Regions from separate parts of the Mus musculus genome. Here regions 2 and 3 are each linked to region 1. A link is a loop called in an ENCODE intact Hi-C map of the cell type or tissue named here. Cell type or tissue: heart. All regions are shown on one strand.

Region 1 (8,000 bases):
TTTGATTGTTCTCGGTTAAACTTAGATCTAGATGTCACCCAAATGGCTATGGTGTCTGCAAACCTCCCCCCTGCTATAAGGGAGAAGGTTGATAGATAACAGGGACCAGACCCCACCAGACCAGGAGACAAGACACAACTTTGAATTGATTGGTTCTCTGCTGTCACCTGGACTCCCCAGATTGCCAGCTACTCGAATAAAGCCCAGCTTAAAGGTTTGATTTCTGGTGTGTTTTGTGCATGCGATCTGCATGACAGACTATGTCTCCCGGGAGGGCCTGCTCTTCAGATGCAGACAGCTTTTGGCTCCTGTCAACAAAATCTAGAGTTACCCAGCCAAACATCTCGCTCTGATTACTGTTATAAGCTCGCCATCTCTTTCTGTCTCGCCATGCTTCCTCACGGTGCCGCGCCACTGGGTCCTTTTAACATGCAGGCATACACCTGTGGTCTGAATAAAATCAATGGTTTCCTAGCTTCAGTGAGGCTGAGAAATAGAAAAGAGTCAGCCACATGAATACTACGAACCTTGGTGTTTGCTTCCACGGGGGAGTGGGGTAAGGTTGGGGGGAGATTTAATGACTGCCACATTTTTAAAAGGTGGCTGTGAAGAACAAACGAAAATAATAAATGAGACTGGAGATGGTAACAGGAGGCTGAGATGAGAGGATTGGGAGTTGGGGCCTGCCTGAGCTGTAAATGAGCAACAATGCCTGTTCTCCCTGGGCTGGGGTGCCAAGGCCTCCTGGCAGAGACAAAGAACTGAGACAAGGCATGAGATCAACTGCACCCCCAGGAGCCATGCCGGCCCAGCAGGTCAGGGGAGGGGAGGGGCTGGAGGAAGGATGGTTAGGGAGCATTCTGAGGAGCACTTCACGGAGGAAGTGGATTTTGAAGGCAATTCATGAAATGAGAAAGAAAAGAAGGAGATGTATACTGATCCAGAAAGTCAGGAAGAAAGAGCTTAGTGGGACAGCACAATGCAGTAGAGTGCTTAGTGGGACAAATCTCACCTGCATCCCTTCCACTTCATCCAGCCCGTTCCAGAGGCAGGAAAGCAGCAAAGAGCAGGGGGCTTTCCCTAAGTCAGCACTAAGCGGTATGAGTCCTAACCTCAGAATTTTCTGTCAAACCAGCATTTGCAGCTGATGGCAGTCTTGAGAAACCATCCAACATCGTCTGTGCAGGGAAAGCCGCTAAGGACAGCCACCCACTCAGGCTCTCTACGCAGCACGAGCCCCTCAGGTGGCACGCAAGCCCTGGCTGGCTTCCTTGGGCATGGCTCACTACGCACTTTATCTGCAGGGACACTTTCTTGGCTCGCAGAATTGTTTAGAACAGAAACTGTTCACTGTGGCCCCATGTAGAGCTGTGGTCCTTGGCCTTCTTCAGCACCCGGGCCATGACTCAGCCATGGGGTCCATAGGAAAGAGACCACCGAGGTTGTTGAAGAGGGTTTGTCCTGTGGCCGCTGCACCTGGAGTGTCCAGAGGAAGCCACCAGCTCCAGGGTCACTACTTCCAATGCAGTCATCTGTCCCTGCCTCCCCAAGACAGACAGATCACACACACACACACACACACACACACACACACACACACACACACATATACAAGTGTAATAACACTGGGCACGTATATGTATCAAATACAGTATCTTATACTGTAATCCTAGCATTTGGAAGGTGGAGACAGAAGGATCAAGAGTTCAAGTTCTGGGAGATGGCTCAGATGTTAAGAATACTTGCTGCTCTTCTAGAGGATCAGGGTTTGATTCCCAACACCCACATGATGGCTCACAGTTGTTTGTAACTCCAGCTCCAGGAGACCCTGCACCCTCTCTGGCTTCCGTGGGCACTACACATGCATGTGGTATACGGAGATGCATGCAAGCAAAACAACCATACGCATCAAAAAAATATTTTAAAAAAGTTTAATGTTTCATCCTTAGCCCCATAGGGAGCTCATATAACCTGAGTTACCTGAAAACCTGTTATCATTAAAAAAAAAAAAAAGAGGTGGAGAAGGGGGAGGGTGAAGGAAGGAGGAGGAATGAGAGAGGATGAAGAAGCAGAAGAGGAGAAGAGTTTGGAGAGGGAAGAGGGGAGAAGAAAGGGATGAGGAGGAGGAGGGGAAGGAGAGGAGGAAGTGAGAAGAAAGAAGTAGTAGTGGGGGGGGGGGCACAAACAGACAAAGACCAATCAAACTGCAATAAATCAAAAATGCAAAATGCGTAACAGCCTCCTCCAGTCTGAAGTGGCCTTGGCAAGGTGACCTTTGGTTTTAAAGCTCCCAGAAGTGAGCGCTGCCAGGGCCTTACACAGGAAGAATGGTGGTGCTTCCTACACTTCTTCACACAGTTGTCTCACATCCTCACTGCCACCTCACTCCCCCCACCCCCCCACCCCCCGGTGAGTCCATTGCAGCTTCCTGGCCTTGAATTCCAGAATCTTGAATTAGCCACAGTTCTTCCCAAAGCCTCAACAAATGGTGCAAGTGAGCGATCAGCTGACACTGCTCCCCCACCATGACCTTACTCTAGGCCCAGAGTGTCCCCTCTCAGCTCCCAGCTGACCAAGGCACAGCGCTGAGCACATCGAAGAACCCAGGCAGGAACCAAAAGATTCCTTTCTGCCCCATGCTCACAGCTGCATCCAGATTAGCTGTCACTCTCTGTAAACCCTCAAGGACTGGAATTTTCCTATAAACCAGAGAGGGCTCCCTGGGGGACCATCACAATAATGCACTTGGCAGGGAAAAGATATTAAAAAAAAAAACCCGAAACCACTGTGCTCTCTTTCCTGGAAGACACACATCCCATTGCTGTTCACGGTTCATGCACCCAAGTCCAGTAGGGCCCAGAGGCAGGATCTTGCCTGAAACATCTGCCATTTCTTTTGCATTCCCAAGACCAGGTTAATGAATGTGTGTCTTAAGTCTTCCAGAACCTTCCTTCAGAAACTGTACTGTCCACGGGACACAGCTATGTGGTTCCAAGCAAGAACTGACCTGGAACAGGTCTCTTGGAACATTCATGGTTCTCCTTCATGTCACCTTCCCTGACTTCACAATACCCTCACGTCCGTCAGGAGCACCCAGTAAAGCCTCCGCTCAGCCCTTTCTGAATCCATTCTTGGCGCTCCACACAGGATAAAGGAAGTATCTACCCATAAGCACTACCTCTATCCTTGGAGCATCCACCATGGCACCTGGGCTCGTTTGCGTTGTCAACTTGATAGAAACTGAGACCACCCGGAAGGAAGGGATTTCCACTGAGATTGGCTTGTGGGTATAATGGTGTGGCTTTTTCTTGATGGGCGATTGATGTGGGTGAGCCCAGTCCACTATGAGTGGTACCACCCCTGGGCAGGTGGTGCTAGGTAGTATAAAAAAGCAAGCTGGACAAGCCATGGGGAACAAACAAGTAAACAGTAGGAAATGCACAGCAGCCGGGCAGTAGTGGCGCACGCCTTTAATCCCAGCACTTGGGAGGCAGAGGCAGGTGGATTTCTGAGTTCGAGGCCAGCCTGATCTACAGAGTGAGTTCCAGGACAGCCAGGGCTACACAGAGAAACCCTGTATCAAAAAACCAAAGGCCAGCTAACACGGTGGGAAGCTTTAGATTGCTCCAGTAGCTCCGTTTAAGCTCATTTGCAGGTTGACCCTCCTTGGCAATCTGGATGCATCACAGTCCTGTTCCTGGGGCACCGGGAGTGGGGGTTGGTGTCACATCTGGGCAGATGCTAAAGGTATCTATCTATACTGCCTACCTTCAGCTCTGCAGCTAGCTGGCCCACAGAGCCTGGCTCACCCACAAACACATCACATTAGACAAGGGACACCTGAGGGTCTTTGTGGTGGGACCTAGTCCACCATCAGTCTACATCACTCGAGGCTGGGCACCTTTAAGCTGTCTTAGATGGGTCACGTTAGCCTGGGATGTCTTTAAGAAAGCAGTTACAAGCCTTTCACTTCTCACTGGTCCGTGAGCACACGGGTTAACTGTCTAAGAGGAAACAGCACAGGATGAGGTTGGTGCGAGGACCTGACCTTTAGACTCAAACCCTTTAGACTCAAACCCAAACAAGTTGATCCAGCCAGAGGAAGATGGTGACCATGGCCTTCTGAGCTATGTGGGTATTGTGGTCAAGGTATTAACCATGTTTTTACTCTCAAATATGGGTAACATATGGGTGCTATGAAATTAACACGTGGGTTTCAGAGTTCCCATCTTTGAGGCTGGTGGCAGGCTCTGTTTCTCCCACATTCTACCCAGCAGGTCCTGATTCTTTAGGGCCAAGAGGCACCTTTGGATACTTACACAGTGTTATCGAGCATCACACCAGACAGGGAGGACCGACCCAGAGGGATGCCCCTTGCCCTTACCCAGTCTTCCTTGGACACTCCACGGAGTGGATCCCCGCCCACCTGCCAGGAGGGCCAGGTGAGGACCTCGCAGTAGGTATCCAACCATCCTCCCGGATCCTGGATGAATTCACGACCACAACACGAATAGGAGAGAAACGGGAAACACCCCCCCCCCCCCCCCGAGTTCACAAGCCAAAACGAACCCCGAGGGGCAGGGCTGTGGCTGCCGCCTGGGGCCCATAGCATCTGCACTTGCAAAGCACTTGGAACCCACGCCAGCCAATCAGCTGGCAGCGCCGAGCTCACTTTAGCATGCCTAGCACAGACTCAAAGTACCACCAGGGGGCGGCATCTGGCTCCACCTGGACCCTGTAAGGAAACAAAATAGTCCAGAGGATTGAAAGTTGAGCCCCACCACTGAAGTCAGAGAAAGTGAAAGCGATATGTGAACTGACTCTGGCTCCCTGGTGAGCCTGTCCCTAAGTCACTGAGTAACTGTTAGCCATTACTTAAACTCCCTAATAGTTTGCATCCTCTTCTAAACTGAGAAAAGTCAGGATATGGAAATGACACCTGACTGGCGGGATGGCTCACCTCCCTGCTGGCCCTGGACCCCTGGATTTACTACCTGGGTGGAGGAGCTCCAGCAAGGATCACAGATAATAGCTGCGCGAAGAAGGCTTCGTTTGGTCCTGTTTTTTAAGCTCACGGAGAAAACGTATTCCTGAACAGAAAAATGCCTGGAACGTGCTGAATTCCTAGTAATATTTGTCCTTTAGCGCTTGGAACTCATCCTACACCTCACCGCAGCCGAACCCCACCCTCACACCACCTCCCGCCTTACCTGGTACTAGGGAGATTGAACCTAGAGTCTCTTGCATGCTAAGTTCATACTCATCAACGAAGCCACACTCCCAAGCCCCTTTGGGAAACACACACACACACACACACACACACACACACACACTAATATGAGGACTGTTGGAGTTCCGCCATCATTTAACTTGAGGTTAAATCTCAGCTGCTTTTTACCAACAGTCTGTGAGATATGGGATAATTAACCTCTCTGCGCCTTAATTCCAATACGACAAAATAGTCAGCTGACCATATTGATGTATATCTGTATTCCAGTAATTGAAAGTTGGAGACAGGAAGGACAGGGACTGAAAACCAACCTCAGCTCCATAAGGAGCTTAAATCTAACCTGGGCTATTTAAGACCCTGTCTCAAACAAACTAACAACAACAACAATAAAATAAAATAAAATAAAATAAAATAAAATAAAGCTAGTTAATGACAAACTTATAGAGTTATTAGGGGGAGATAAATAGGTAAAGATTCAGTAAATCTGAGTTGTCACTATTATTAATATTAAAACCATTAATAGTGGTATAGGAATGCCCACAGTTTGTAACACTAGCTAGATCTCAGACACAATGGGAATTCCGCAGGTCTGAGCCTAGGATTGTTAGCCGTAGACCAACCATATGCCCACTTTTCATTGCCAGGGCTGAGTACTTGAGCTGTGTAGGGCAGACACAGCTGATGTGAGAAGAGGGTTGGTGGACATTTTCCCAGGAAATGGATATCCCTTGGTTTATATGGGTCCCACTCCAGTGCAAGAGCCAAGTTCCTACCCAGCCCCAGGCCTCTTTGCACGTCGTTACAGGGCTGGAATAACAGCCTAGAAAGCCGACTCAGAAGCCGGGTTGACTCACAGGGAGATGACTTGGCAGACAGTCATGAGTTGGAGCGTCCAGCTCAGCCACTGACCTGCTATCCCCACAGCTGGGGAAATACCGCTTCACCCAGGTTATCAAATGTCCTTGAATTCAAACTTGAACCCCATTGGATGGGTTAAGCAATGTCATTTCAAAATCACTTTAAATCTGATAGTGTGTGTGTGTGTGTGAGAGAGAGGGGGGGGGTGCAACCCCATTCTTTTACTTTGCCCACGTTCCCTCTTTCCACCCCAACGGCCCCAACTGATTTATTTGCTAGAATTTCCCACTTATAATGAGACCCTCTAAACTCTGTTGTTTCTTTGATGGCTTTTGAAGCAGAATGTCACTATATAGCCCAGGCTTCCAGTCATCCTCCTAAGTACTGAGATTATGGGGTTTGGTTTTTGTTTTTAGAACTTTTTGATCATCTAGCTCTTGAATATTAATGCTATCGAGATTAGTTAAAAAGCAGGGCATAGAGACACCCACTTGGAATCCTAGCTACTCAAGAAATTGAAGAGAATCAATAGGACCCAGGGCCGTCTGGGAAGCATATTAAGACCCCATCTTAAAAACAAAAATAGGCAGAGACAGGCGGATTTCTGAGTTCAAGGCCAGCCTGGTCTACAAAGTGAGTTCCAGGACAGCCAGGGCTACACAGAGAAACCCTGTCTTGAAAAACCAAAAATAAAAAATTAAAAATAAATAAATAAATAATAAGAACAAACGATAAAAACAACCAAGGACTGTACAAGAAAAGCCCTTAGGCATGTAGGAGGAAGCAGTTGTATCAGGTGGTACCCACGGTCCTAGTAGTTAATAACATCCTCTTAGCTAGGGATGATAGCACAAACCTGTAATCTCAAGGCTTGGAGGCATGAGTCACAAGAGTTCAAAAGTCATCTTCTACTACATAGGGAGTTCAAGGCCAGCCTGGACTAGCGAGATCCTGTCTCAAGAATAAATAATGCGCCCTTGTGTCCCCCTTGAGAGTGACTGTGTTCGCGTGATAAACCATTTAGTCACCCTAGTCACATGACTTCCGTTTGTTGCTGTTGTTATTTCTTTGTGTATTTGTTTTGCTTTTGTGGAAGGGTCTTGCTATATCCCCCTTAAGTATATTGTCCTTGCTATATTGCCATATCGAGCCGTAAACTCACTTCGTTCATTCTGATCCTCTAAGTGCAGGAATTGCAGGCATGCCCTGTCATGAACACTACCGCCTTTTCTCCCCCTGTTCCTATCCCTCTACCCCCCCCCATGCCCCTCACCACCAGAGCTTCAAGGCCCTCCCTAAGTAGCCCACTTCCCCTACTAATACGGCTCTGTCTTTTAAAGGTTCCACCATCAGACACAATAGCCAATGGGGAATGGTTCTTATTCAGACCACAACCCGACAAGTGACAGAAGCCTTTGGTAGAAAGAAACAGAGATAAACAAGGAAAAAACAAGCAGACAAAGCAGAGATACCCCCCAAGAGTAATTAGACCTGGAAGTGAGGCTACTGTGGAGCCACAAAGAGCAGATTATATCCCGGGATAGCTTTTCCAAGTGGTAATGAACTACAGGCTAGGAAAACGTCATAGCAACAGTACAGTTTTATCTCAGTCATTTGTGGGCCAGAGAGACAGAGACAGAGACAGAGACAGAGACAGAGACAGAGACAGAGACAGAGACAGAGACAGAGACAGAGACAGAGAGGTGAGCTGTCACCTCCCCTCCAGGAAATACAGTTATGAATTATAACCAATTTGAAAAACAACAGAGTGGAAGTACAATCATATTCTGATAATGTCACCCTATCCTTATTCTATTCTTGATCCCATAATCAATTCATTAATTTAATTTATTTTCTTTGTTCCGGGTTTTTAAAATAAAAAACAAAATTTATTTTGTCTTTATTGATTGTG
Region 2 (8,000 bases), 87 kb before region 1:
GCATTCTGGAACCTCTACTCTCCCATGGCCCAGGCTAGGCAAATTTGATGATGAATCTTTAATGCTGACTAGAGAGGATGGGCAGCCATAATCCCAGCTCCCATGGCGTGACTGTCTTAGCAACGAAGCCAGCAACCCCAAAGTTGGCTGAGATTCTCAAGTCCTGTAGCTCTGTGTAAGGTTTGGCACAGGGCCATCTCTGAGGCTCTAGGTCAGAAAGACTCACACTGTTACTAGAGCGAGTCAGTGGAGGCTAGAATGAGGGTAGGGAATCCTGTTCACACTTGCACCCCAAACTGAGATTGCAATCTCACATACATGAAGATGTCTCTTCCCTTTACTGTCTTGTGTTTAAGACGGCCCCCACCACACCACACCACACCACACACACACACACACACACACACACACACACACACACACACACTAATCACACTGTGGTTCTGTGTGGCTTGCTCTCATAATCCCTGGACACAAACCAATGGGAACAGGAAAATTCCACATCCACCTCAGTTGGCTTCCTTCAGAGAAATGCACAAACCTCCCAAACATCAGGGAAGCATTCATGGCATAGTGGGTCCAATGGCTAATGCTGGCCAGAGCCCAGACAGCCACCAGGGTGTGTGACCTCCCCAAACTCTCATTCCAGCCCACACCCTTGAGGGAGGCTTCCCCCAGGACTCGGCAAGCCTTACTTGTAGATCTCCTCTGCTTTCTCCTTGACCTTGGACTGATCGCCGTACTTCAGGTCCTCACAGGCTTCCCAGAATCCTAGGTTCTCCCCTGCATGAGGAAGATAGCCCACGAAGATGAAAGCCGGGCAGGAAATGAGTGGAGAGAAGAGGAGAGAAAGGTCAGGTGGGCTCCGCTCAGTTGAGTGTCTTCCTGCAAGACGAGTCACTGAGCACTGGGACATCGAACGACTCCATGTTGACTGAGAGTACGAGCCATGTCTCACTTCCGGGATGAGTGAATTGTTGGGTCTCAGCAATGGCGTGACTCGTGAGCCATAAACTGGATTGGCTGCCAGCATGTTTAACGAGATTATCCACTCACGACGTGGATGCTGTTCTGCCCTCCAACGATACATCCTAATCTCTGCCATGTTCTTTTTCTAAATTGGTATTTGTTTGTTTATTGGTGGGCGGGCATGGGTGTAGAGGTTAAAGGTTGAATTATGCAGTTGGTCGTCTTCATCATGTGGGTCCCAGGGACTGAACTGAAGTCACCAGGCTGAGCGGCAAACGCCTTTACCCACCGAACCATCCTACCAGCGCCCATATTCTTTCTGGCCGAGAACTTATCTATAGCAAACACTTCCCGAACAATTCACACAGGCTCATGAGCATGGATGACTTCACTCTACAGCTTCCTACGCTCTGCTGCGTCTCATGCCCATGTGACTCCTGCCTGTTTTGGTTGACTGTGCCCAGGGACCCCCACCTTCTGTACACCACCATCTTCCCGCCCAAAAGTCCTTGGACTATTTGAAAGCTGATAGCAGATGCTTAGAAGATACCTGACTACTAGGGGTGCTTAATGTCATGAGAACCAGAGAGATTTTGTTCCTCTAGACTGAGAGAGAGAAAAGAAAACAGACCCCCAAAATCCTTAACCTCTTGCCAATTTCACATTTACTCCCCAGTGCTTGGCTGAACCCAAAAAGCATCAGGATGTGTTGGTACAAGGATTCTAGTGATGCCACGTATCAATTACACCTGAGAAAATAAAGATGGTGTCATCAGTAAGCAAGTAACAGGGTGTGTGTGTGTGTGTGTGTGTGTGTGTGTGTGTGTGTGTGTGTACATACACACTCACACTCTGAAGTGCTGTGGTGCCGTTTAATAGGAAAGAAAACCTTCTCCTCTGCTTCCACAGTGTTTCCTGAGAGCCCCCAGTTATGTCAGACGGGCAGAAGCTGCACAACTCCACACTAGCTAGAATTTGTCCCATAACCAGAGGCACATATTCTTTGGACAGAAATCACAGGCCAATGTTTTTCTTCATTAATCTATTGTTGTGACATCCACACCTCTTGCTTATTGAAAGTTAATCACTTATAACTAGATTAAATGAGCAATTATTCATAAACGTCAAAAGGTAAAAAAAACAACTCAAAATGGCACAGAGGAGGATCACCCGTGATATACCGACACATCTGCCGTGAAAGAATCTCTTAGCTTCGGCTGCCAACTGGAAACAACCCAGAGTTATCTGAGCGAATCTCAATGGGGGGAGGGGGATTGCCTCAATTACACTGGCCTGTGCTATATCTGTGGGCATTTTCTTGATTGATTATTGATAGAAGAGGGCCCGGTTCACTGCGGTGGGCCTGGACTGTATAAGAAGTGTAACTAAACACTAGCCTGGAAACAAGCCAATGAGCAGTACTTCTCTGTGGTTTCTGTTTCAGCTCCTGCTTGACTTCTTGCCTCTACTTCCCTCGGTGATGCACTGTGATCTGAAAATATGAACGAGGTAAACTCTTTCCTCCACAGGTTGTTTTGGGTGGTGGTGGTTTTTATCACAGCAGCAGACGGCAAGGTAGAACATGGTGTTCTATGAACCTTGAAGGCATCATGGAGGTTTGAATGAGAATACCCCCCCCCCATCCATAGGACCATCAATTGGAATACCTGGTCATCAGGGGGTATTACTACTTGAAAAGATTAGGATTTGTGGCCTTGTTGGAGGAAGCGTGTCTGTGGGGATGGGCTTTGAGATTTCAAAAAGCCCATTCCACACCCAGAGCCGCTCTCTTCCTGCTGACTGCGAATCCAGTGGCTGACTGAGCTCTTATCTGGAAGAACTCTCAGCCACTTCTCCAGCACCATGTCTGCCTGTAAGCCACCGTGCTCCCCACTGTAATGGTAAGGGACTTAACCTCTGTCAGCCAGGCCGATTAAATGCTTTCTTTTATGAGGTGTTGTGGTATGGGGTCTCTTCACAGCAATGGCATGCTGAGTAGAACAGAGGTTACAAGTAGCTCAGACACTGATCCTACGATTACACTGGCATGAGGAACCTAAAGCTGTCAAACTAAGAGAGGCATGTGTGGCATGGCAGCCACCGAGGGGTGGGCGAATAGGAGGTTAGTAATTAAGTACACAGTTTCAGCTTGAGACAACATCCTAGAAACCCAGACACATTGATTGCTCAGTGAACAGTGGCACTCAAATGGTTAAAATGGTACATTTTTGTGTTACATATATTTTACTAAGTAAAAAACAATTAAGGTGGGCACAGAGGCCTACCTGTAATCCTCCTACCCTTTGGGGAGGTAGAGGCAGCTGGATAGCCATATCAGCCATATCAGTGAGACCTGGGTTCAATTGAGAGCCCCTGACTTCATGACTAATGACTAAGACAGAGAATGACCAAAGAAGACTCCTGGGGTCAATTTCTCAGGCTTCCACACTCAATGGCAGACATGTGTTCAAGCACCTACATATACATGTATGCACTCACAGGAGTATTTATACACACTCATTTTAAAACGTTAAATAAACACCTTAAAACACATATAAGATTTCACTGCAGTATTCATAAAGCCCAAAGCCAAATTCAAGGGTTGGAGAGATGGTTCCATGGGTACAAGCATTTGTTGCTCTTTCAGAGGACCCAGGTTCAAGTCCCAACACCCACATGGTGGCTCACAACCATCTATAACTCTAGTTCTAGAGGACCAGCTCACCTCTTCTGGCCTCTGTGAGTACCAGACATGCACACAGACTTACAAACATACCTGCAAGCAAAACACCCACAGACATAAGTTTAAAAAAATAACCTAAAAAATCCCATGATGGATGAATACAGGTGGTACGCACAGACAATGGACCTGATACAGCCATAAAGAAGAGTGTAGAACACCAAGTAAGAAAAGGTCACACACTGTACGGTCCCCATCACAAGAAGCACGTGGAATACCCAAATCCACGGAGACTGAGGGAGAGGAGTGTGCAGCATGCCATGGTGAGGGAAGAACTGAAAATGACCTACCATGGGTAAGGCATTCCTCCCTGAGCTGTTACAGAATTAGCTAGTGTTGGCAGTTGTACGGTTCGGTGAATATATAAGATGACGCAAGACATCAAAGCCACTGGATTGAGCCCAGGGTGGTGGGCTACACAATTCTATTGCTTCAGAGACTGAGGCAGGAGGATCACGAGTTTGAGGCCAGCCTGGGCTACCCAGAGAGCTGCTGTCTCAAAACCAAACAACAACAACAACAGAACACTTGGAAGACAGAGGCAGGAGGACTTGGACGTCAGGTTCACCCTCAGCCACACAGTGAATCTGAGGTCAGCCTGGGTTATATGAAACTTCAATTTAAAGGTGGGGGTGGGGGTGGGGATGAATCGCATATGGGTCATACCTAAGTTTTAAGTTTTTAATTAAATAAGAAAACCAATGGTTTGTGTTCCCTGTTCATACATGAATCCCTCTGACGCTCCTCAGGAGACTGACTATATAATACGGTTTCAGAGATGCAAGGAAAATTTTCTAGATGCTTGCTTTTATCAAGGGATGCATGGCTGAAGCTCAGCATGCTACTTTACTTACTGTCCACTAGATGGCACCATTTCCACTTAGTCACGGGGCGCCGAGGCGCCCGCTCCTGTTCCATCCATCTTTCGGAGGGCTATTACATTTATGCGATTTGGCTTGCTTAGAGAGAATGATTTACAGCAAGCCATGTTCTAATGCAATGCTCTGTATCGGGCCGCCATCCAGACTAAAGCACGTCCAGTATGACTCGCTTCAGAAGCAGGGCCCCAGACTAACTGCTTTAGGGTAATCAGCCTTGGAGTCTCAAACCCAATCACGGAGCTCCCCGGTGATGGGAATGGACAAACAGATAAAATAAATCGCATAAAAGCCAATTTGTCGGCAAAGGTGGCAAAGAAATTGAACGTGTAATTGGTTCTAATCCGGCCTCAGTGTGTTCCCGGATGTTTCTCAGTGGATGAGACACCCAGAGACAGACCTCCTCCACTAAAGCCCGCATCCTCTGAAGGCTTGGAAGAAACCAGGGCAAGAGGTTACACTTCAATCACCAAGGAAGCTTTCAAGACCACAGCGACTGCAACTCAGTCCAATTAAAAAGGCATCTGGGTCCGGGGTGGACACGAGTTTAACATATCTGTGCAGGGCTGGAGATGGTTTTGTGGTTTAGCACTGGCTCCTCTTCCAGGATCGGTTCAATTCCCAGCACCCATATGGCCGCTCACAACCCTTTGTAACTCCAATTCTGGGGAATATGACACCCCTTCCGGCCTGGATGGGCACTGCATGCATATGGTATACAGAAATACATATTGGGGTGTGGGTGTGTGTGTGTGTGTGTGTGTGTGTGTGTGTGTGTGTGTGTGTGTGTAAAATAAAATAAATCTAAAAGATATGCATGGTTGGGTTGAATCTACAGAACATCTAAGCTAAAGGCAATAGGACTTCCAAAGAGCCTGGGAAGCTTAGCTTGTTCAGCTTCCTGGCCTTTGAAGATGTACTTAGGTGAGGGTAGAGGGCCAGAGGCCAGGGAAATGGGTTAGAAGAACTCTGGGCAATGAAATGAGGGAAACCAAGAACGGATGGAGAATTCCCTGGGAATTGTGAGTGAGGCTAAGGAGATTGTAGAAAAGATGTTAACATTCCCTGGTGCTATACACACACACACACACACACACACACACACACACACACACACACACACACACACCTCAGAATGCAGTGACTTTCTGAGCCTATGGAAAATGAAGGTCCTGGACCCAGGTTAGACTCTTACTCCTGGGAAAGCAGGAGATCCTGTTTAGACCTTAACAAGGTATGGAAGCACCCACTGCAAAACTCCTAAAAGTCTAGGCTGGCCATGAAAGGGAGAGTAACTTTTTTTAAAAGACTCGTGCTGGAAGGAGGGGCTGCTTAGTCCCTGAAGTCTTTGCCATGCACCCACCAAGCTGTGGGTTCGAGCTTCAGCACCCTTTAACACCAAGTAGAGGGTCTCATGCATGTTCCCAGCACTTGGGATGGAGAGTCAAAAGAACCAAGAGGTAGCCTGGGCTACACGTAATCCTGTCTCAGAGAGGAGGGAAGGGGAGGGAGAGAAGAGGAATTAAAAGAAAGGGAGGGAGGAAGGGAGGGAAGGAGGAAGGTAGGAAAGAACAGAGGTAGGGAGGGATGGAGGGAGGGAAGGAGGGAGGGAGGAAGGGAAAGAGGGAGGAAAGAAGGAAGGAAGGAAGGAAGGAAGGAAGGAAGGAAGGAAGGAAGGAAGGAAGGAAGGAAGGAAGGAAAGAGAACTCACCACTAAATTCCTTCTTGAGAAAGTACTGGAAGCTCTGCCGACCCTTGGGGTCTCGAATCAGTTCGCTGAAGTTGAAAGCCCATCTCTCCACTCGCATCTTGGTTGGGATCTCCACCCTGCAAGGATGGTGACTGGTAAATGTGGCACTCCCTGGGAGACAGGGGCTGTACTTAGCCTCAGTGGGAGTGATAGGTCTACCAACCTTCATGAGGTCCTTGGCCAATGTCTCCACCTGATCCCAGTTTTGCTCTGCCCCCTAGCCTCTGCATAGACACACAATCCAAGTTGCCACTTACTAGGAGGACACAGCCTCCAAGTCCCCTGGGGTTCACACCAGAGATGTGGCCTCCCAGAGCTGAGGGAGAGTCACAACCCAGTGGATCCCTGTTCTTCAGGGGTAAAGATCCCCGTCATAAAACAATCTATGAAGGCTCAGGCTGCCACCTTCAAGCCAGGTTAGAATTCCAGTGACATATTGGTCCCTGGATGCTGTGGTCACAGCTACCAGTCAGCATCTGTCACTCACCAAGACTTCCCTTTTACCCTGAATGTGCACGAATGTTTGTGACAGCATTTGTCATGATAGTTACCACTTGGGAAAAGCCCAAATGTCCTTCTCTAGACAGACGGGTTCACACAGGGAAGTTTGTTTATACAAAACTGAAACAAAATGCTACATCCTGCTACAGTGTGAATAAACTCTGAAAGTTTAGCAGGAAGTGAAAAATGCCCAATGAAAGACCACACATCCTATGATGTCATTTACAGGAAGCATCTAGAATAGAAGAATACGGATAATCAGAAAATAGATTGACCACTGACCATCTAGGGGGAGGGCAGGGAGTGGAGATTTGGGGGCACCAACAACTAGAGGGTGCAGATTTGTTTTTAAAACATTGTGGTAGAGATTATATTCCCCTGTCAATATAACAAAATTTTAACTGTACACTTTAAATGGGTAAATTGTATGACATATGAATTACAACTCAAAAAAAAAAAAACTCAAACTTGATATAGGGCCTGGTGTATACCAGGTTGGCTTTGAACCTGCTATGTAGCTCAGGAACCTTGAATGCCTGATCCTCCTGCCTCCCAGGTGCTGGGGTTACAGGTGCACCATTATATTGTGTTGGGGGTCAAATCTGAGGCTTCATGAATTCTAGACACTCTACCAACTGAACCACAGACCACCCTAAAATAAAGCACATTTTGGGCTGAGGAGATGGCTCAGTGGATAAAGCATTTGCTATAAAAGTGTGAAAACCACTTTGGGTCTCCAGAACTCATGTAAAAACCTAGCAGGTGTGGTAGCCGCCTGTAAACTGCCCCCTCAGGAGGCAGAGACGGGATCCCCAGGGAAAGCTAGCTAGGTAGACTAGCCAGAACTGGAGAACTATGGGCTCAGTGAGAGACCACCACTTAATAAACAAAGTGTAGATGGGTGGAAGGAAGACATCTGATACCAGCCTAAGGCCTCCATACACATGAACACATGGACCCACACACCTGGTCTCAATCATACACACGTGCAAACACATCACACACATACACTCGACAAAATAAAATCAAACAAACCAGATTTGTTAAAATTTCAATGTTTGAAATACATACAATTTGGCATTTAAATCCCAGAACTGGGTGTCGTCTGTTATCCAAGGATTGCTTGGAAGGCAGCCGGACATGATGGCGTCATTGGACGAGA
Region 3 (8,000 bases), 250 kb after region 1:
ATAAACATGATGACTGGTGGGGGATGAGGTGGGGGTTGGAGTGGGGGCGGGGCTTAGGAGTACGGACGAGGGGGGTGGGTGCACTGCTCAGTTGTGGCACCATGAGAGTGAAAGGCTGTCAAAGATGGCTGCCTTCTAGGGCCCGCCCGGGCTGCCACCACAGCCACTGAAGATTTGGAGACTGTCAAGCAGAGACTAGAAAGCAAACACAGTCTGAGAAAAGTGTACAGAATAAAAATCTTAGGTTTAACTTAAAATAAAAAAAAGTCCACCTCGGCTCATGTTTTGAAGTTGGTGGCACTGTTGTGATAGCCTCTGGGAGGAAGAAGGTCAAGAGGGAGTGGACCTCAGGAGGTCATATGAATCCCCTATTCCAGCCTACTCCCTGCTCTGCAAAGATGGGAAGAACCGCGACCACTGGGCTCCTGCCCCCCTAAACCCCTGCCGCACTGTCCCCGCCATGCTGGGTTGGAAGTCCCGTGAAACAGTGAGCTAAAGCCAACCTTTCCTCTCCCACATTTTCCCAGGAAGGCACCGTGGTCACAGGGACGAGAAAGTTACTAAAACAAAGAATGCCAGGATTCCCCACAGAGGGGACACGTTTGCTAAGCGCTCATGGCTGGCGGCAACATGGATGCTAAAGCTGTTATGGTATCTATCATTCCACTCGTTACCACAGCTGCACCAGCTGAAGTGTGTTGGTCCCAGGCAGGCAGGGCACAAGATGCTTCACGTCAACAACAAACTTACCGAGTCCCCCGTGAAGCTCGAGGTGCAAACGTAATTATGTGTCTGTTTAATAGGCAGGGAAAGTGAGCCATGGAGACCGAACACGCTTCCCAGCGTCTCACAGCTCAAAGCAGGCTGAGCAGAGAGGTAAAACTCAGGATCCCAGACCTAGATGTTGTGCTTTTGTGCAGGACGCCCCAAAACATTCTGCCAGCACGGACTCTACTACACTGGCAACAACACAGCAGCCGGGCCCAGCTTAAAAGTGAAGCTCCAACGAACGCACGCAGAATAACCGGGGACTACTCCTTCCGTCTGGTAGGAATTCTGCCTGGCCCCGCACTTGCCTGTCTGTCAGGTGTTCCATCTTGAAGATGTGCACGGTCTCCGTGTTGCTGGAGGCACACAGGAACTGGGAGTCCATACTGAACACCAGGGAGCTGATTGTCACATACCTAGAGACAACAACACCACATGGGCCGATAAGCCGGAACCGGGAGGGGCATCACCTCACTGTTCTGAGAGGGAAATGTGTCTCGAAGGGCCAAGCTGTTCTAACCCCCCCACCCCCACCCACAACAGTATGTGGTTCATGTTTAAAAAGCCACATGGGAGGGATTCAAGGGGAGCCCTGGGCTTAGGTAGAACCCACAGGGCCTGGCCCTTCCTCCCAGCCAGAGGATGGGAGCCCTGCTTCCTTAGCCTGTGGACCTCTCCAAGGTGCTCTGAACAGACCCAGCTGCAAACCTCTCAGCCAAAAACCGGTCCCAACCGCTCACATAGGATGGTGCCCCCTATTTCCCTTTGTGCAGGGATCGGACATTGTGTCCGGTGTGTAATTCCCTGGCCCTCTGCTTTCTCCTGTGCTGGTTTCCCTCCCATGGCCATATCAAAAGACCCTGACTTCTGGTCTCAAGTCTCAGCATTAAGCCCCCCCCCCTCTTCTTTGCCTTGTTTTTACAATGCCCCCCACCCCCGTGGGGCCCTGAGTCTATTACTTGGAAAGCATTTAACCTCTAGGAGGAGGCTGTAGGGCCTGCCCTTGCCCTCTCCCCAGCCAGCTGCCAGGGAGGTTTTAATGAGACAGACACTGGACACAGACCTTTTCATTCCTCGACGAAACTCATAGAGTTTCTGGCCCTCGGGAACAGAGAACACTCGGATGACAGTGCCCTGGGAGAGAAAGCAGACGGCCTTTTCCTAAGCACAGATGCTCCACACAGAGATGAGGCCCCTTCCCAAGGCAGTTTGCTCTGCTGGCTTTGAGCGTCTGTCTCTGAGGAGGAGCACAAAGCTTTGGGTGCAGGGGCATTTTTATTTGTATATTTACTGTGCCAAATATGAATTCTTGGAACTCTGTGTACCCCATGTAAAATTCCCTCCCTAGCCTTGTTCAAGGCTCTCTCAGTGTGTGTGCGTGTGCTTGTGTGATCACAAACTGTTCTGCGTTTATAGACTATTCTATCTCTGCTTATTAAAATATATCTGGTTTACATGGCATTTGAAATGTAACTTGATCACCTTCTTTGTTTATTCTGGTCAACAGAGTCCAATCTCTCCACATCTGTGGACAATGGGACATGCATCCTTATCTGGGGACAATAGGCACATGGGTCTCTCAGTAAAACCACAAGGTTTTGTTGTTGTTGTTGTTGTTGTTGTTTGTTTGTTTTTCGAGACAGGGTTTCTCTGTGTAGCCCTGGCTGTCCTGGAACTCACTCTGTAGACCAGGATGACCTCGAACTCAGAAATCTGCCTGCCTCTGCCTCCCAAGTGCTGGGGTTAAAGGCGTGCATCACCACACCCGGCTTAAACTACAAGTTTTTATGCCAAGTGTCTTGCTTCTGCGTTGCTGTCTGCCTTTGATATGGACAAACCCACTGATGGACTACTGCAGGCAGGGTCCAAACACTCTCACCCTGAAACCATTTCTGAGCAGGTCTAGAGACCCGTCAATCTTTACGTTGCTATTACTGCTCCAGCTGCAGTCTGCGCACCTCAGTAGGGGTTCTGCAAGCCCAGGCAGGAGAGGAAGCCAGAATACACTTACTTTTTCAGACGCGCTTGCTAGCTTGGAGCCCGAGGAGTTGAAGGTGATAGCGGCCAGCGTCCCCTCGTGGGCAGCAATGGTGCACACCGTTTTCTGTTGGTGTTGGGGAGAAGTGCAGATCAATACTGGTGAAGGGTGAAGATGAATTACCCCGTCTCCTTGCTCTCGGCCTTATCTCCCTGCTCACCACTGGGCTACTTGTGGTTAAGCTGAGAATCGTTTCCTATGGAGCTCTGCTAGTAGGAACCCCTCTTCCTCCCCCTCCCCCCGATCCCTGACCTCGCTCTGTTTTGGTGAACTAATGAGGGCTTCTTACAGGGTCTTGGGCAACTTAGCAATGGCAACTTAGTGGGCAACTATGCTACTGAAGAAAATGTCTCCCCTATCCCCACCATAGCAATTTAACAGCCACATGGAGCTGGTTCTCATAAGCCCCTCGCCCCAGCCCTTCCATGACATGCCCGATCTAGTGCAAATGTCAGGGTTACTGACAATCTGTGTCATGTACAGAAAGCAGCATTCTATTATGAGCCACCCTTTCTCCTGGGTCTTCTGTCCTTTCCATCCCATCTTCTGTGACATTCTCAGAGCTCTGTGTGTGTGTGTGTTCCTTACCCTGTCTTTGGGAAGGTGGATGACCAGCTATGTGCCTGACACAAAGCCAGGCTTTTAGGGGATCTTTCTGCTTGCTTCTTTAGGGGATTTCCAGAGTTATCCTGCCCTGCTCTATGAACCCTCGGGGAGCAGAGGGTAGCATAAGCAGATGGACTGTGAGCTGTCTCAATGATTTCACTGTGGGCAGGTGTTCTGCCTTGTTTTGGCACCTGCCTCACAGCGATGTTAACTAATATTGACTGAGAGCTTCAACAGAGATGCCCTTTATTTTCCTTCACCCAACTGCTGTGGCCAGAGAGCTCCCCCATACAGCTCACCCCACTGCAACAGGGCCTCCTTATCAAGTCTATTTACCAGCTGGCCAGGGCGGGCAGGCTGGTACACCAGGGACCGTTGTGAACTTACCAGGGAGTTTCCATCATAGAGTACAATCTCGCCTGTACTCTGGCTTCCAGGATAGGCCAGGTAAGAGTTGGAATGGTTGATAGACAGGGCACAGAGACCTGGCAAAGAACACACAGCATGAGGCCAAAGGAGCACGGCTGGAAAGGGCACCTGAAAACCATGTGTCTCTACTGCCACCTGCTGGCTAGGAGAGGAACATGCTTGAGTATTTCTGTAGCTTGTTCTAGTCCTTTCTTTTTGTCACCCACACCCCGGGGTCACATAGGGACACAGTCACAAAAAGTTGACAACCATGAAACATTTCTGAATGCACAGCAGGCAAAGATTAATTCGGAGTGAGGTACATACGGGATCTGGGGTGTTTCTGCAGTACCAGCCTGGTTTGCATCTCTTCGCTGCAGCCTTGGTTCTGAACACACAAAGTGCACACACCATACTGTGTGTGCTACCACACCGCTAACACACACAGCCTTCCGAGCACCTTGGCTCAGACTCATGGCTACCATATGCTGAGAGCTGCAGGGTTTTACTCTACACAAACTTCCCTACCCTTAGAGAAAAAGCAACAGTTAATAGGAAGCTGAGACATTCAATGTTTCCCCACACTGCCTGGAATGTTACTATCAAATTGGTATTGTCTTGTGTTGGAAAAGTTCAGAGCTGAGACTGAAGGAAGGAACATCCAGATACTACCCCACCCGGAGATCCATTCCATAAACAACCACCAAACTCAGGCACTATTGCAGATGCCAACAAGATTTTGCTGACAGGACCCTGATATAGCTGTTTCCTGTGAGGCTATGCCAGTGCCTGGTAAATACAGAAGTGGATGCTCACAGTCATCTATTGGATGGAGCACAGGGTCCCCAATGAAGGAGCTAGAGAAAGTACCCAAGGAGCTGAAGGGGTTTGCAACCCCATAGGAGGAACAACAATATGAACTAACCAATACCCCCCAGAGCTCGTGTCTCTAGATGCATATGTAACAGAGCATGGCCTAGTCGGCCATCAATGGAAGGAGCGGCCCTTGGTCTTGGGAAGATTCTATGCCCCAGTACAGGGGAATGCCAGGGCCAGGAAGCAGGAATGGGTAGGTTGAGGAGCAGGGGGAGGGGAAAGGGATAGGGGAGTTTTGGAGAGGGAACTAGGAAAGGGGATGGCATTTGAAATGCAAATGAAGAAAATATCTAATAAAAATATATTAAAGTCATAAAAATTGCTCTCTGAGTTGCTGATTTGAATTTCATTTTAAAATGGTTAAGTGAACCAAGGCGGTGGTGTTGCACATACACTTTTAGTCCCAGCACTTGGGAGGCAGACACAGGATCTCTGAGCTTGAGGCCAGCCTGGTCTACACAGTGACAGCCAGGGCCACACAGGGAAACCCTATCTTGAAAAACAAAAACCAAACAAAACAGAAAGTTAAACGAACCTTGGCTTGGGATTTGAACACAACTCACGCAATGCTCCTAAATATACTTCCTGGTGTTTGAAGTAATGCTTTTGGCACTACCAACTATAAAATAAAAAAAACACAGAATCATATGTTCAGCTGAGATTAGATTGCTCATGTGAAAAGAAGCAAGCTTTCTGTGTCATCAGTATGGAAACTTTACTGTCTTCAGGAAATGGTGAGATTATACCCAAGAATTATTTTAAAACAAATTTATGATCTATTATCAGCCAGTGTTTGATATATATATATATATCTATTTTGTCTGCATATATGCTCAGAGCCATTTAAAAAAAATTCTTGAACTGAGAAGGGGCTGTTGGGGGGGAGGAGTTTAAGAAATCCCGTTCTGAACAAAGGATTTGAATCGAGAAAACCTTCAGGAGACCTCTCGACTTAACACTGGCAGTGACCCCTCCACTGCTGAGCACTCAGACCTCGGGATACAAAGAATATTCTCTTTCACAGTTTTCAGCCCAAGGCTCTCAATCAGAGGTTCGCTCTCTTCCAATCCCATTACCCTCTGGAGCCCTGTGAGAGTTCACTCCTAACCGAACAGGACTTCCCAGTGGGAAAGGTCAGCGTGCTTTAGCTTTTCCTGAGTACGATTAAATACAGTTAGCTAGGAACTTCACGTTCAACTACCGGAAAGGCAAACGTTTTCTATCTCATCATCCACGCTGATAAGGGAGGGCGGAGCCTCCTCGGAGTGGAAGTCACTGGAGGTCTGCACTTTGGTTGAGGCGGCAAGCCTGGCCTTTGAGAGAAAACTTGCATCGGAACATGTTGGATGTAAGATGCCTCGATATCTTTTGGAAGTAAAGGAAGCCAAGGAAACTCTGGAGGTGACAGGAGCCATTTTTATTATAAGGATAATGGGGTGGGGTGGGGACAGTGTCCCTGCAGCACTGAGGGGAGATTTCTCACCCCAGTGACTGAGGTTAGTGGTCATACACGGTAGGAACTCCAGAGCCAAAGCTTAACCGGAAAACGATCTTCAAGAAGATCATATGAGAGATATCTTCTTAGATAATAATAAAAACAATAATGCTGGCTAGCTTTGTTGTAAACTGGTGTATTCAGTGGGTTCTTATAAAAAGCATTTGTAAAATGCTAGACCCAGGCTAAAAGGCTCCTTACTTATCCTGAAGGGGAGGAGACGGCGGGGGGGGGGTACAAAACCAGTTATGACTTGAAACTAGGTCCTGCTTCCTGCTCTGGCCTCTGAGTATACAGCCAGGCCTCTGTCTGCGCTTATCTCTTGCTGCACAGAACTCCACGAGGAGGCTGGCTGGCTGCCCTTAACTGCAGGTGCCAGCACAGCTGCGAGCCCCTACCTGGTCAAAGTCACTCGGGGGCCTTTGGCACCATGAGAGGCCACCTTCCCCGCTGCTCTCTGAGCCTTGGCTCCCGACTCTGTGAGGGCTCCAGATGTAATTTCAAGGGCAGCTGGGGGTGTGGGGGTGGACAGAGGTACTCTGGCCCCGAGACATGGAAGAGAGAATGAGATTGCGTGGGTTTGGGTGGGTGTCAGGTGGGACAGTGGCAGGGGACAGATTGAGATGCAGAGTACAGAGGAACTTGTGTTGACCGAACCGAATGCTTGTGATCTTGCAGGGAAGTGCTAACAACCACGTGGGGAAAGAAGAAAAAAAGCATAGTGAATGGGGCGGGGTAGAATGCTTCCTTTATAAGCTAGAGGGCCTAGATTCAGAGCCTAAGATCCATGTCAAACAAACGAACACCTAGCTTTACACACACACACACACACACACACACACACACACACACACACACACACACACACCCTGAGATGAGTAATCACTTCATAATTACTAGGAATAACTCCAATTTCAAAGGGCAGCTAGAGATGGAGAGATGGCTCAGTAGTTAAGAGCACTGGCTGCTCTTCTCGAGGACCCAGGTTTGATTCCCAGCACCCACGTGGCAGCTCAGAGCTGTCTCTAACTTCTGTTCTGGGGGAATCTGGTGCCTTCTTCTGGCCCCCACTGGCATCAGGCACACATGGTGCACAGATTCCCATGCAGGCAAAACACCCATTCACGTAAAAAAATTTTTTTGAGGAAGCTAATAAATGCAGGTGAGGAGATGGAAACACTGGATGCTGTGTACAGGGGTGTGAACTGGGGCAGTGTGTTAGAGAGCAACCTGGGAGGTCTCAGAAGTTAATCACAGTTATCACATGACCTGGAAATTCTACTCTCACGTGCACACCAGAGAGAAATGACAGCAATGCCAACACAAAACTCTTACATATGAATGGGTGCACTTAACAATATCCATTAGCACCAAAAGCTGAAAATACAGAGGATGGGAGTGGCGGGGGTAGTTGAACCAAAACTAAGGATGGATGGAAACCCACAGCTTGGTAAACTAATTTAGAACATTTCCTTTTTTAAAAGGGGGAGTTTGAATGTAGCCACCCTCTAGGTGGAAGATGCTTTCCCAAGAAGATATGGGTTATTAAATGAACATCTCTATCTCAGACATAAGACAGCTCTCTATAAGTCATTGGTCAGCGAGAACCCTGAAGTACCCCCCAAACACAGGCGTTTGGTTGCTTGACGTAACTACATGGTAAGATAATAGTACTGATGTTTAACGTACCGGGATACAAGGAAATCAGGCTTGAACTGTCCTGGAAACTTCCTCCATGCAGGCCACCAGAGGAGAAAGGCCATCAGTCGTATAGCCCAGTGGGCAACCCTGCATGTTACAATACCAACC

The links. Hi-C counts contacts between places; a loop is a spot of excess contacts. Peaks named below come from ENCODE experiments on the same cell type or tissue, not always from the same donor. Only the 100,000 strongest peaks of a DNase experiment are listed, where the experiment ranks them.
Region 2: a loop joins it to region 1, with 2.5 times the contacts of the local background. A loop is called at or near these places in 4 of 42 quality-filtered maps.
Region 3: a loop joins it to region 1, with 7 times the contacts of the local background. A loop is called at or near these places in 16 of 42 quality-filtered maps.

What each region holds. Positions count from the first base shown.
Region 1 is chr11:109,326,822-109,334,821 of GRCm38, forward strand. No RefSeq gene overlaps it. Among named protein-coding and RNA genes, the nearest start is that of 1600015H23Rik, 13 kb to the right of the region's middle. In heart, a CTCF peak has its summit at 4,712 (motif pointing right); DNase peaks (open chromatin) are centred at 4,700 and 6,080; H3K4me3 peaks cover 943 bases; H3K27ac peaks cover 206 bases.
Region 2 is chr11:109,240,155-109,248,154 of GRCm38, forward strand. It overlaps Rgs9 (regulator of G-protein signaling 9), which reads right to left. Exons shown (of 19, transcript NM_011268.2): 12 at 7,910-8,000; 13 at 6,299-6,414; 14 at 696-783. Among named protein-coding and RNA genes, the nearest start is that of Gm39440, 25 kb to the left of the region's middle. In heart, a CTCF peak has its summit at 4,571 (motif pointing right); no DNase peak of the experiment used is centred here; H3K27me3 peaks cover 2,400 bases.
Region 3 is chr11:109,581,296-109,589,295 of GRCm38, forward strand. It overlaps Wipi1 (WD repeat domain, phosphoinositide interacting 1), which reads right to left. Exons shown (of 13, transcript NM_145940.2): 5 at 3,800-3,897; 6 at 2,780-2,872; 7 at 1,832-1,902; 8 at 1,077-1,184. All of the region lies in intron 2 of Gm39442 (a long non-coding RNA gene), which reads left to right. Among named protein-coding and RNA genes, the nearest start is that of Gm39442, 6.9 kb to the left of the region's middle. In heart, a CTCF peak has its summit at 3,989 (motif pointing left); DNase peaks (open chromatin) are centred at 3,846 and 6,566; H3K27ac peaks cover 2,249 bases.